Regions from separate parts of the Homo sapiens genome. Here regions 1, 2 and 3 are each linked to region 4. A link is a contact called in ENCODE Hi-C or POLR2A ChIA-PET data. All regions are on one chromosome and are shown on one strand. The core of a region is the stretch at or near the end of the contact, and the rest is flanking DNA. Distances in the headings are between cores, read along the strand shown.

Region 1 (2,807 bases), core at 139-2,638, 360 kb after region 4:
AGGAGGGTGTGGGGGGCAAGGGAAGGCAGGAGCCCAGCTTCGGGGGCCACAGCCACCGTCCCGGCAGGAGACAGGAAGGTCAGTGGAGCAGTGATGGGAAACACCAGGCAATGCGGGGCTCAGGGCCAGTGCAGCTTCCTCTCTAAATGGAATGTGAACATGAGGGATGGGGCGCAAAGCTGATTGGAGAGAAAACCCTGGGGAATGTGTGAAAACACCTGGGTCCTGGCTGTAGAGGAGAGGTTCTAACGCAAGCTGAAGATGGCCTGTTCCTCTGAGAGTCTGAAGGTGGGAGTGGAGGGAAGGGTGCTGTCCTGACGTTGGAAAGTGTAAAAAGAGAGGGTGATGGAGGTGTCCGGTTCCTGCCTTCTTCTCAGGGCAAGAATCAAGTTCCGTGAGTACACAGGAGAAGGAACAAAGTGATTTCTTGTAGTTCTGAATACACACTCGCAGAGGACACAGCACGGCACTGTGGTCGGCCCCTCAGACACTCATTTAGGGAGTAAAGGGATGGGGGAGAAAAAGGGAAAAGGGAGGGTGGGATGGGGAGAGAAAAGAAAGAAGGAAGAGAAGAAAGCAGGAAGGGAGGGAAGGAAGCAGGAAAAAGAGACAGGCCTAGAATTCCAGAGTTTCAGGGAACGGAGAGGGCATCTAATCAAAACTTCATCCTCATTCATCTGAGACGCAGACCTGCACAAGAGACCGCCGAGTCCTGCCACACCGCTGCCGGCAGCAGACCCCAGCACACGTGTGGATGAGCAGAAAGGTGATGGTGGTGACCTCACAACACATTTCTGTTTCTGCTGGTCAGTGCCAGTTATGGAAAAGGCAGAAATCGAAAGGGAAGAATTGTGGACTTTGGACTCCGGCAGATGTAAGGCAGGCCCTAGACAAAGGCCAGCCTGTTTCCTTCTTAGTTGATGGCTTATTTATCCGGGACACACACACACACACACAGATATGCACACACAAGAAAACATGCAAGCGATGCACGTGCACACACATGCACACACATGCATGCACACACATACACACACATATGGATACATACACAGACGCACACACATGCATGCACACATACACAGATGCATACATACATACACACGTATGGATGCACACATACATGCACACACACACAATGTGCACACACATTTTCACTCGTGGAGACAGTGAGTGTCATAACATTCTTTTTGGATGTTAAATACATTTTTGAAAACGTGCACAAAGGGGGTTTTCACAGGGCTTATTACCCTTTTTAAAGTTCATAAGCTGCTGAGATCTGATAATGAAGCCACACACCCCGGAGGCAGACAAACAGGAAGGGAAATAACCGGAAGGGCAACTTTTCACTTCAGGGGACGACGACCAGGCACCGAAAGGCAGGTTTCAAGTGCCCCCTCGTGGCCAAGCCTGGACACTGTGCCAGGACAGAAAAGCAGGCAGCGCTGTTTACAGAATGGGGCAAACGTGGTTTAATTTGTTGTGTTATTAAAATTCATTAGATTGAACCGTCTGGTCTTTAAATGATGAATATTATTTTCTTTAACAAATGCTAAGATTTTAATAAGACCCCATAAGAATAAATAAGGAGAAATAACACAACACTTCACAATATGTAGGTGAATAATTTGCCCAACATGGCAGAATTTTGATTCCAACTTACTCATCTAACCTCATATTTTGCACTGGTAAGTTATTCTGTTTAAATTGAGTTCAAAAGCCTAGTGAGTAAAAGTGACCACATGGTAGTCACAAAGATGAAAACCTATCATATTATGAAATCAAGACAAAATGTTATTAGCTGGTTAAGGGGGATGCAGAGAAAAGAACTAAAATAAAATAGTCTTAGAAGTGAAGACAAGGGTTTCTCCTCAAAAATTTTAGGATCTCAGGACAAATCATGAACATCATAAACCAAAATACTTTGTATTCAAAAGCAATTGTACTTGACAAGAATAATGTCATAAGAAAATAAAAGGAAAAAGGCAAATTTTAGGAAATTGAGGGAAAATGAGAGAAAATGGGGAAAATATTATATATATATATATATATCCAAACACAGAAAACAGAAATATGGATACTTAAGTTTAGACAGGCCAAAGAAAATAGGAGAAAGCCGTTTTAAAAATATTATTGTAGGCCGTGCGCGGTGGCTCACACCTGTAATTCCAGCACTTTGGGAGGCCGAGGCAGGCGAATCGCCTGAGGTCAGGAGCTCAAGACCAGCCTGGACAACATGGTGAAACCCCATCTCTACTAAAAATACAAAAATTAGCTGGGCATGGTGGCAGGTGCCTGTAATCCCAGCTACTCAGGAGGCTGAGGCAGGAGAATGGCTTGAGCTGGGGAGGCGGAGGTTGCAGTGAGCTGAGATTACACCACTGCACTCCAGCCTGGGCAACTGAGCGTGACTCTGTCTCAAAAAAATAAAAATAAAAATAATTATCATAAGAAAGCCAGTTAGAGGCTCAATGCAGCCATATCGCCCACGCCCAGGTCCACGGGTCGCAGATGGAAGAATGAAAAACACACAGTCTACACTCAAGAAGACAGTGCCTGTCCACACACGGCCCAGGAAGCAGAGGTGTCAGAGCTATGAGTCAGGTCCTGCACTTGGAAGGGCTTTGTCTCACATGCCCTTCACACAGGGAGGATGGGGTACGGGATAAAGGGACCGGCTCAGCATCGGAGAAGCCCTGGCCCCACCACTGGCTCAGCATCAGAGGAGCCCTGGCTTTGATGTGTGATGGCTTTTGCTCTGTGACTTTGTCAAAATGACCCCATCTCTGAGAAGGTCTCCAACACAC
Region 2 (2,741 bases), core at 90-2,589, 500 kb before region 4:
TTAAAGGGGTCACTCCGAACTAAGATGGGCAGAGGTAAAGTTTAGCCTTCCCTGCCATGTAAAAAGTAGCAAACCGTACTGGTTTTCCATGGAGAATTAAATACAATCGAAATCCTCACAATTACCCCACATGACACTAAGACCATCGTATAAACCTGCAAAGAAGTCAAATTCAGGATCTAAAGCGGAACCGAAGCTCTTTATTTTGGTGTGTTGAGTTAAGGGGGGGCTGTGTTGTGACAGTCATAATTAGCTCTGGGCAGCTTCCTAATGTGGAAACTGCTATCAGTTGCCCTGTTTGCTCCTCCTGCACCCAGAAGTTGCACTTTCCACTCTCAGCCCTGGTTTTCGAACAATCCCAGCAGGCCCTAACAATTAAGTCATCACTAAAGAAATCTACATCAACTATTTGTTGATTGGCGATTGTCACTCGCATCCTCCATGTGGCTCTATGGGGCTGGAACTCTGCAGACTACACTGGGCCGGTGCTTTGGAGCTGGACTTAAATTTGAATCATTCCTCAGCCTCTGACTACCTCTTGCCTTGGAAAAGTTACTTTATCGGAATCTCAGTTCTAAGTGAAATAAAACGGTGCCAGGCTGCACCTGGTAGGGCTACAGTAATCAGATAACACATGAAAAGCATCTAGCACATAGTACTCAAAAATGGTAGTTATCGTTATCATCATTTTGGAGACGGGGTCTCGCCGTCGCCCAGACAGGGGTGCAGTGGCGCGATCTCGGCTCACTGCAGCCTCCACCTCCTGGGCTAAAGCGATCCTTCCACCTCAGCCTACGGAGTAGATGGGACCACAGGCCCCACCACGCCCGGCGATGAACACAAATTTACTGTCCGAGTGTGGACCCTACAGGCAGCGACTAGGAAACTGCGCTTCTAGGAACGAGCCACGGTCAGGTGAGAGCCCGACCTGCGGCTTTCCGCCCCCGCGCCACCGCGCACAGCCCTCCCTGACCGTCCGCCGCGTTCCAGCTCAGGGCCAGGAGGCGACGGAGAAACCGAGCCTGGCCCAGGGAGGCCGGCAGGGCCCGCCAGGCGTCTTGCAGGGCCGAGCGTCCGATACCGCCACAGAGGCCAGGGCCGCGACGTCGCCAGCGCCCTCCAGCGCGGGACCGCCGGCCACCGCAGGCGCGTGCTCGCTCGCCCACTCCGCGTAGCCGAGCACCACCCAGCCTGGCGCCGACTCCCTGCCTAGCTCGGGATCGAACCGGGCCCTACACCCGCCCTACCTCCATAACTTCCGGTGCCCCGCTGCGGCGCGCGTGAATGACGCAGGCGCCTGCGCGCCCCTCCTCCAGGCGCTTTGGAGCCCTGGCGGGCACTTCCTACCGTACGAGGCGCAGGTGGGAGACTTCCGCCCTCGCGGGACTGGCTAGGGCGTTTGACCGCCGGCGGTGAAGGGGAGGCGGTGGGCGTCTTGGAGAACAGAGCGAGATGGAGAAGCGAGGCCGAGGCGTGAAGTCGAGCCCCATCCAGACCCCGAACCAGACCCCTCAGCAGGCTCCGGTGACGCCTAGGAAAGAAAGGAGGCCTAGCATGTTCGAGAAGGAGGCAGTGAGTGCGGAGACTGCTAGGGGCCCGAGACGGCTATGTCCGACCGTTTAAGTGAAATCGCTCCCCAGTGGGCCCCGCTCCCGTCACCACCCCCAGAGCCAAGGAGGCAGCATCTCCCTTTTGTGTTTCTTTTTTCCCCAGATGCGAAATTGAAGCCTGAGACTGAGTTGGGCAGTCCCCTTTGGACTTGAGTGCTAAAGTTTTCTTGTTTTTTAATTAGGGCCATAGAACCCTACATAAGTCGATTGGAAGGGTGGTTACAAGATCTTCTTTTCAAATTTACTCAGCTTGCGGATTTCCTGAGAGTACTCTGAGTATTATTGCTTTGTACTAAAACACAGTATGTTAGTGTATTTAGTGCCATTATAAGCAGTTTTGCTAGCGAAAAATGAGTGTGTTGTATTAAAAAAATAATTTGATAAACCAGGCAGAATAGTGCCATGTTTTGGGTTTTTAAAACATCAGCAGTCTGGATATTTGAAGAATGTACAGGAGAAAAAAACTTAAGTTGAAAATACCCTGTCCAAAACTTACTGATATTGATGGAAAGGGTCATTATTCAGTTTTATTGGTGGTATAACAGGTATTTCTATATGATTAGGCTTTGAAAACCGTTAATGTATTAAAGACTCTATATTTTATTGATACTTTAACAGAAAATTAGTTTGCCCAAGGATACAAAGCTGTAATGATAGAGCTGGGACCAGAACCTGTATGCTAGTACTCGGTCCAATTGGCCTATACTGGTTTCTCTTCGTACTTACTTCGTGGACCTATAATAGGATGAAGATAGAGATGACAGGCAAAACAATTTTTTGAAGACCCTAAAACATTTTAAGATTACTCTTAAAAAGAGAATTCTCAAAATAATGGCGAAATTTCAGGTTCTTGTTTCCCTGGTGTCTACATTTTACAGAGGAAAGAACGAACTAAATAAAGGAGGAAAAGCAAACAGGCCAAGTTTACACAGCTAAGAAAAAGAGCAGAGCAGGGCTAGAAACCTAAATCAGTTGGACTTAAAACTTCACACTCCCAAACACTATGCTGTATTTCTTGGCAATGAGTCTGAGTAACAGGTCACCAACAGTAAAGAAAAATTTCTATATATTGAGGCAGACAAGGGTGGCTTTTATAAACTTACTGCCTATCTGAGGTCTGAAGTGGTCTTT
Region 3 (2,839 bases), core at 195-2,694, 370 kb before region 4:
CTGAGTGTGTTCATATGTATATGCGTGAATATGTGTGTATATGCGTGAATACGTGTGTATATGTATGAATGCATGTGTGGGTATGTATATGCATGCATGCATGTGTGTGCGTCTGTATATATGTGTGCGTGTGTGTGTGTATGTATATGTGTGAATGTGTATATGCGTGAATGCATGTGTGGGTATGTATATGCATGTGTGGGTATGTATATGCGTGAATGAATGTGTGGGTATGTATATGCATGTGTGGGTATGTATATGCGTGAATGCATGTGTGGGTATGTATATGCGTGCGTGCATGTGTATGTATATGCATGAATGCGTGTGTGTATGTATATGCGTGCGTGTGTGTGTATGTATATGTGTGAATGCATGTGTGGGTATGTATATGTGTGCATGCACATGTGCATATGTATATGTGTGTGTGCATGTGTGCATATGTATATGTGTGAATGCGCGTGTGTGTATGTATAGGCATGTGTGCATGTGTGTGCGTATGTCTACATGCATGCATGTGTGCGTATGTCTACATGCATGTGTGTGCGTATGTATATGTGTGAATGCGTGTGTGGGTATGTATATGCGTGCGTGCATGTGTGTGTGTGTGTGTATGCATGAATGTATGTGTGGGTATGTATATGCCTGTGTGCATGTGTGTGTATATGCATATGCGAGCGTGCATGGGTGTATGTATGTATATGTGCATGCATGTGTATGCATATGTATATGTGCTTTTAATTATAGTATTCATTAAAGTGCCTATTAATTAATTCATTTAAAATATCTATTAGCTGCTGCTGTGCACTTGGCAGTGTTCTGTGAATGAAGAGTTAGATGAAGTGAGGGCAAAGTCCTTGTGCTCAAGAATTGTATTTTCTTACATAGGAACACGTGTATTACACAAGGTCAGGTGCTCTGTGCTGACCAGGTAACTAGAGCAGCAGGTTCATGACACAGGGAAGGGTGCCAGGTCTATGTCTGGAGGAGCAGAGTGCAGGAGGAGCAGGTCTATGTCTATGTCTGGAGGAGCAGAGTACAGGAGGTGGACTGTGTGGTGAAGCCGGTGGAGGGGTGGACCTCGAGCCCCTTGTTAAATCAAAATATCTAAGACAGGTCTCGGTCAGTTTAGAAAGTTTATTTCACCAAGGTTAAGGATGCACCCATGACATAGCATCAGGAGTTCCTGACGATGGTGGTCGGGGCACCGCTTGGTTTTATACATTTTAGGGAGACATGAGATATCAATCAATATGTGTACCATGTACTTTGGTTCAGTCAGGTAAAGTGGGATTTGAGGCGAGGGCTTCCAGGTCATGAGTAGATAAGAGGCAAAAGGTTACATTCTTTTGAGTCCTTGATCAGCTTTCCACTGAATACACAATTTAGTCTAGCTCAGTGAATCATCATTTTTACATAAACAATAGGGGAGAGGAAGCAATGAGATACGCATTTGTTTCAGGGAAGCCTCGGAGGGATGTCTTTGAGTTCTGACTGTCCTTTGTCCACAAGGAATTTCCTTGTGGGCAAATTGTGAGGGAGGTCTGTAGCTTCTTATCTTTGTAGCTATCTTACTTAGGAATAGAATGGGAGGCAGGTTTTGCCTGAGGCAGTTCCCAGCTTGACTTTACCCTTGGCTTAGTGATTTGGGGGTCCCAAGATTCATTTTCTTGTCACATTCCTGATGGACATCTGGACAAGCTGGCTCCCTGAGACAGCATCCCTGCAGGTAAGGTGTGTCCTAAAGGGGTGAGGACTAGGCTCTGATTAAGGGGTCTGAGGAGTCATGCTTTAAAAACCATCAATTCTCGTCAGATGGGTTTTATTTAACCTTATGTATCATGACTTATTTTCCAACCTGGCTCTGGCATAACATTACAAGACAAGGAAGAAAATAAAAATATTTCACTCCAAAACATGTGTCTTTGCCATATGTCGAAATGGCCCTGCAAAGCTGTCCTTTGTGTGGGAAAACCAGTTCAGTCACATTAGTCATGCATCTGTGAAGAATCTCTATTAACATGGCTAGATCTCTTTCTTCCAGGCCCTCCCAATCCTAAACAGATTAAGAGTCTAGCACCTTTTAAAGATCTGAACAGGAAACATTTGTCACCTGTTGTCTCCAAGGGCAGCCACTAATGAGGCTTCAAAAGAACCTTGGTCTCCACAGTCTTTTATCTTAAACTGAACATTTCCTTTCTATTGATCCCAGGTCTTCAGAGAAACTCAACCAATTGTCAACCAGAAAATGTTTACTTTTACCTAGAGCCTGGAAGCCCCCACTTTGAGTTTTCCTGCCTTTCCCAGGTGGGAAACCAGTGTATTTCTGAAATGTCTTTGATTGATGTCTCATGCGTCCCTAAAATGTATAAAACCAAGCTGCACCTGACCACTTTGGGCACATGTTCTGAGGACCTCCTGAGGGCTGTGTCACGGGCCGTGGTCACTCATATTTGGCCCAGAATAAATTTCTTCCAATATTTTACAGAGTTTTACTCTTTCTGTCGACAAGAGGCGCATAGGATATTTCATTCCAAGTGCTGTGGTGAAGACTGTTTTTACAAGTTGGCCTTGTGAAGAGCCATTGTTGTGTAGATGTGCCTCGCTTTGTTCCTGGAATGACATGGTGACCGTCTAATTTCCCAATTCAAGGAGAGTTCCTCTCTTTTAAAATCTTAGCTTTTTGTTAAGAGGTTTAGTGTCTTTGCTTTAGGAAACTGCTTAAAATGTCTACATTTTTCAACAGCTTGAGCAATGACTATACAGTAGCCTGAATCCTGTCAAATCTATGTGGTCTTTCAGTAGGGATTGTAATATTTTGTGAATCATTGTGGTGTACTCT
Region 4 (2,747 bases), core at 55-2,554:
TGAAGCAGGTGCAGGTGGCTCCGGGCAAAGCAGCAGCTCCCCAGTCACCATCCACCCCACCTGGGGAAGTAGCACCTCCCCCATCCAAGGTCCACCCCAACCCAGGAGAAGCAGCAGCTCCCCTGTCTGCCATTAACCCTGACCTGGGAGAAACAACACATCCCCAGCCACCTTGCACACTGACCTGGGAGAAACAGCCTCTCCACCATCCACCTTTCACACTGGCCTGGGAGAAGTGGCACCTCCCCCATCCACTGTCCAGCCCAACTTGGGAGAAGCAGCCCCTCCCCCATGTACCATCAACCCCCACCTTAGAGCAGCAGCTTCCCCTTTCCACTGTATACCCTGACCTGGGAGAAGCAGCCCCTCCGCATCCATCGTCCACCCTGACCTCTGAGAAGCGGTGCCCCCCACCCCCATGCAGAGTGCACCCTGATTGCGGGTGATGCCTGAGGTGTGGGAGGGGCGGGGGTTAGCTGCTGCCACTGCTTCTCGTTCTCTCGAGTCCTTGCTCTGTGCCTGCACGTCAGGTTGTTCCTGTGATGGGGCCACGTGCAAGTGTGCACCAAGGGGACTTGGCCGGGTACTGTACGTCCACTGGGACACACCCTTCTACGGGTATTGCACGTCCACTGGGAGACGTCCTTCTAGGGGATCCTCACTGAGCAAATGAAGCAGAATTTGGGTAAAAATGAATTTTCCCAAAGCTGCAGTACAGCTTTTCAGTCCTCTAACTGCCTGAGATAAATGTTGGCAACTTCCTTTTATATTAAATTTCATTTTTGTCACATAATACACTTGATTATTGACCATAATAACTTTATTAATATACAGACTGATTATTGATACTCACCGATGTATTTCATGTGTTATTGAGAGTCACTCATTTGGTTTAGAAAGACCAATATCACATTGAGTAATTCGAAACATATTTAAGGCATAGAACTTGCATTTTTTTCTCTTAAGCAAAATGAGGAGTTCTAGCCAATCTTGCTAGTGTTATTTATAGCATCTTATTTCCTGAGAGAAGACAGGAAAAGTGAGTCCCTGCCTTCCCTCTCTCCGTCTGGCTCCTCCCAGGCCTGTCTGGCAGGGGCCGGGGTGCAGGAGGAGGAGACGGCATCCAGTACAGAGGGGCTGGACTTGGACCCCTGCAGCAGGTACTCGGAGCAAATGGTGAGATCAGAAGGGGGATGATGTCATTCCTTCGAAGGAATGAATTAAACGTGCTTCCTCGTGTGTCTGATTGACAGCCCTGCACAGGAGAAGCGGCATATAAAGCCGCGCTGCCCGGGAGCCGCTCGGCCACGTCCACCGGAGCATCCTGCACTGCAGGGCCGGTCTCTCGCTCCAGCAGAGCCTGCGCCTTTCTGACTCGGTCCGGAACACTGAAACCAGTCATCACTGCATCTTTTTGGCAAACCAGGTACGATTATTTCTTAAACTCAATCAATTATTTAATGGTGCTCTAATTTTAAGAAATTAGAGTTCTCGAACTCTAAGAAGCGGAGAAGAAAAAGGAGCAATTTCGATTCTTAACTTAAGGTGGGTGGTGTATCTATTAACACTAAATGGCAAGTGTTTCTTCACGTGGTGTTTCTACTGCCCGCTTGAAGAGCAAGGCACGTGGCCGCTCCTCAGCTTTTCCTCCGTGGCTGTGCTTTCACCAGCCGGGCACCCCTTCCTCTCTGAGGGTTGTGGCTGCTGCTATTTCAATGTATATACCTGCCTGGGAACCCGGGTAAACGCTTTATGTTTTCAGTTTCCGAAGAAGAAGATTCCACATGAGAGTTTGTTATTGAGGAGAGAATTAGAAACAACTCCCGGAATATCTGAAAAGTAACTGGAGATTAGAGAGAGACTCTGATTGTTAACATCATTATTAGTAGATTAGAGAGAGACTCTGATCGTTAACATTATTAGTAGATTAAAGAGAGACTCTGATTGTTAACATTATTAGTAGATTAAAGAGAGACTCTGATTGTTAACATTATTAGCAGCTGAAAAGTGGTTTTGAACATAACTAGAGAGTATTTGTGGTAAGTCTATGGAAAATCCTGTGACTGCCGGGACACACAGCGACTTTTAACAGTCTTGGGGCAGTTTGCATATGAAAAGCGAGCTGGCAGGTTGCCTGGCTACCACTTAAGGAAGGTGGGTTTGGCTGCCCAGGACTGGGAGCTGAGCACCCAGGAGTCTGGTGTTTAATCAGACTGCTGTTGGTGGTGGACGGCCGGTAAACAATTAGCTCTCTGCAAAGCTATCTTTTACTTTGATTGTTCATACGAAAAGAGTTTTAAAAGACCTTTGCAAATTCAAACTACATTCTGCTGCAGACAGGCACCGAAATCTTTCTTTTGGAAAAACACAAGCATAAACGTGGATGTGTGGCGTGCAGAGGCTGGGGCAGGGGTGAGCGGCACTGGCTCATCCGTGGCTCCATCCATGCATGCCCGGTGTCCCTGGATGGGCTGAGGCCAGGTAGCCTGGCTGCTCATCCTTCCTGTGGGATGGAGCCTCACTGTCCTTTGACAATCCGCAGCAGGGGATGCTTTGTTAGCCTCCTGCTCTTGTAAGAATCTACCTCAAGGCAGAGACAGTAGGATCTGGTTTCGTCAAAGGAGTTTGATTTAGTTTTTCTAACCTGTCCTTATGAAGCTGGGCATCCAGAACTTTCGCATTTACCATCCTGTTCTTGGCTGGCCTCTGCAGGGCCAGCCCCACACAGCTGTCCTTAGGGGACTGCG

Evidence for each region. Hi-C counts contacts between places; a loop is a spot of excess contacts on that map. ChIA-PET counts read pairs that join two places held with the same protein, here RNA polymerase II (POLR2A). Pooled maps may share reads with other maps.
Region 1: a map of IMR-90 shows a loop between it and region 4 (7-fold over the local background). The contact joins the enhancer-like site here to the promoter of THBS2 in region 4. A Hi-C loop is called at or near these places in 3 of 168 maps with a recorded cell type or tissue (IMR-90, ascending aorta and chondrocyte) and 6 of 50 pooled maps. POLR2A ChIA-PET finds 5 or more read pairs at or near these places in 1 of 52 experiments (activated CD8-positive, alpha-beta memory T cell).
Region 2: a map of chondrocyte shows a loop between it and region 4 (6-fold over the local background). The contact joins the promoter of DYNLT2 here to the promoter of THBS2 in region 4. A Hi-C loop is called at or near these places in 1 of 168 maps with a recorded cell type or tissue (chondrocyte).
Region 3: a loop to region 4 is called in a map of chondrocyte, with 3 times the contacts of the local background. The contact joins the enhancer-like site here to the promoter of THBS2 in region 4. A Hi-C loop is called at or near these places in 2 of 168 maps with a recorded cell type or tissue (IMR-90 and chondrocyte). POLR2A ChIA-PET finds 5 or more read pairs at or near these places in 1 of 52 experiments (OCI-LY7).

What each region holds. Positions count from the first base shown.
Region 1 is chr6:168,893,797-168,896,603 of GRCh38, reverse strand. No RefSeq gene overlaps it. Among named protein-coding and RNA genes, the nearest start is that of LINC01615, 270 kb to the left of the region's middle. Within about 2 kb of position 1,388, at least 6 of the 41 ENCODE cell types and tissues checked have a DNase peak (open chromatin) inside an H3K27ac peak, as active enhancers do.
Region 2 is chr6:169,750,170-169,752,910 of GRCh38, reverse strand. It overlaps DYNLT2 (dynein light chain Tctex-type 2), which reads left to right and starts at 1,339. Exons shown (of 4, transcript NM_174910.3): 1 at 1,339-1,572. The coding sequence starts at 1,453. It overlaps ERMARD (ER membrane associated RNA degradation), which reads right to left and starts at 1,289. Exons shown (of 18, transcript NM_018341.3): 1 at 1,248-1,289. The coding sequence starts at 1,253.
Region 3 is chr6:169,619,041-169,621,879 of GRCh38, reverse strand. All of the region lies in intron 21 of WDR27 (WD repeat domain 27), which reads left to right. Among named protein-coding and RNA genes, the nearest start is that of WDR27, 82 kb to the left of the region's middle. RefSeq lists enhancers at 1,657-2,301, 2,302-2,839. Within about 2 kb of position 1,444, at least 2 of the 41 ENCODE cell types and tissues checked have a DNase peak (open chromatin) inside an H3K27ac peak, as active enhancers do.
Region 4 is chr6:169,252,403-169,255,149 of GRCh38, reverse strand. THBS2 (thrombospondin 2) reads left to right here and starts at 1,304. Exons shown (of 22, transcript NM_003247.5): 1 at 1,304-1,426. RefSeq lists enhancers at 1,718-2,229, 2,230-2,742.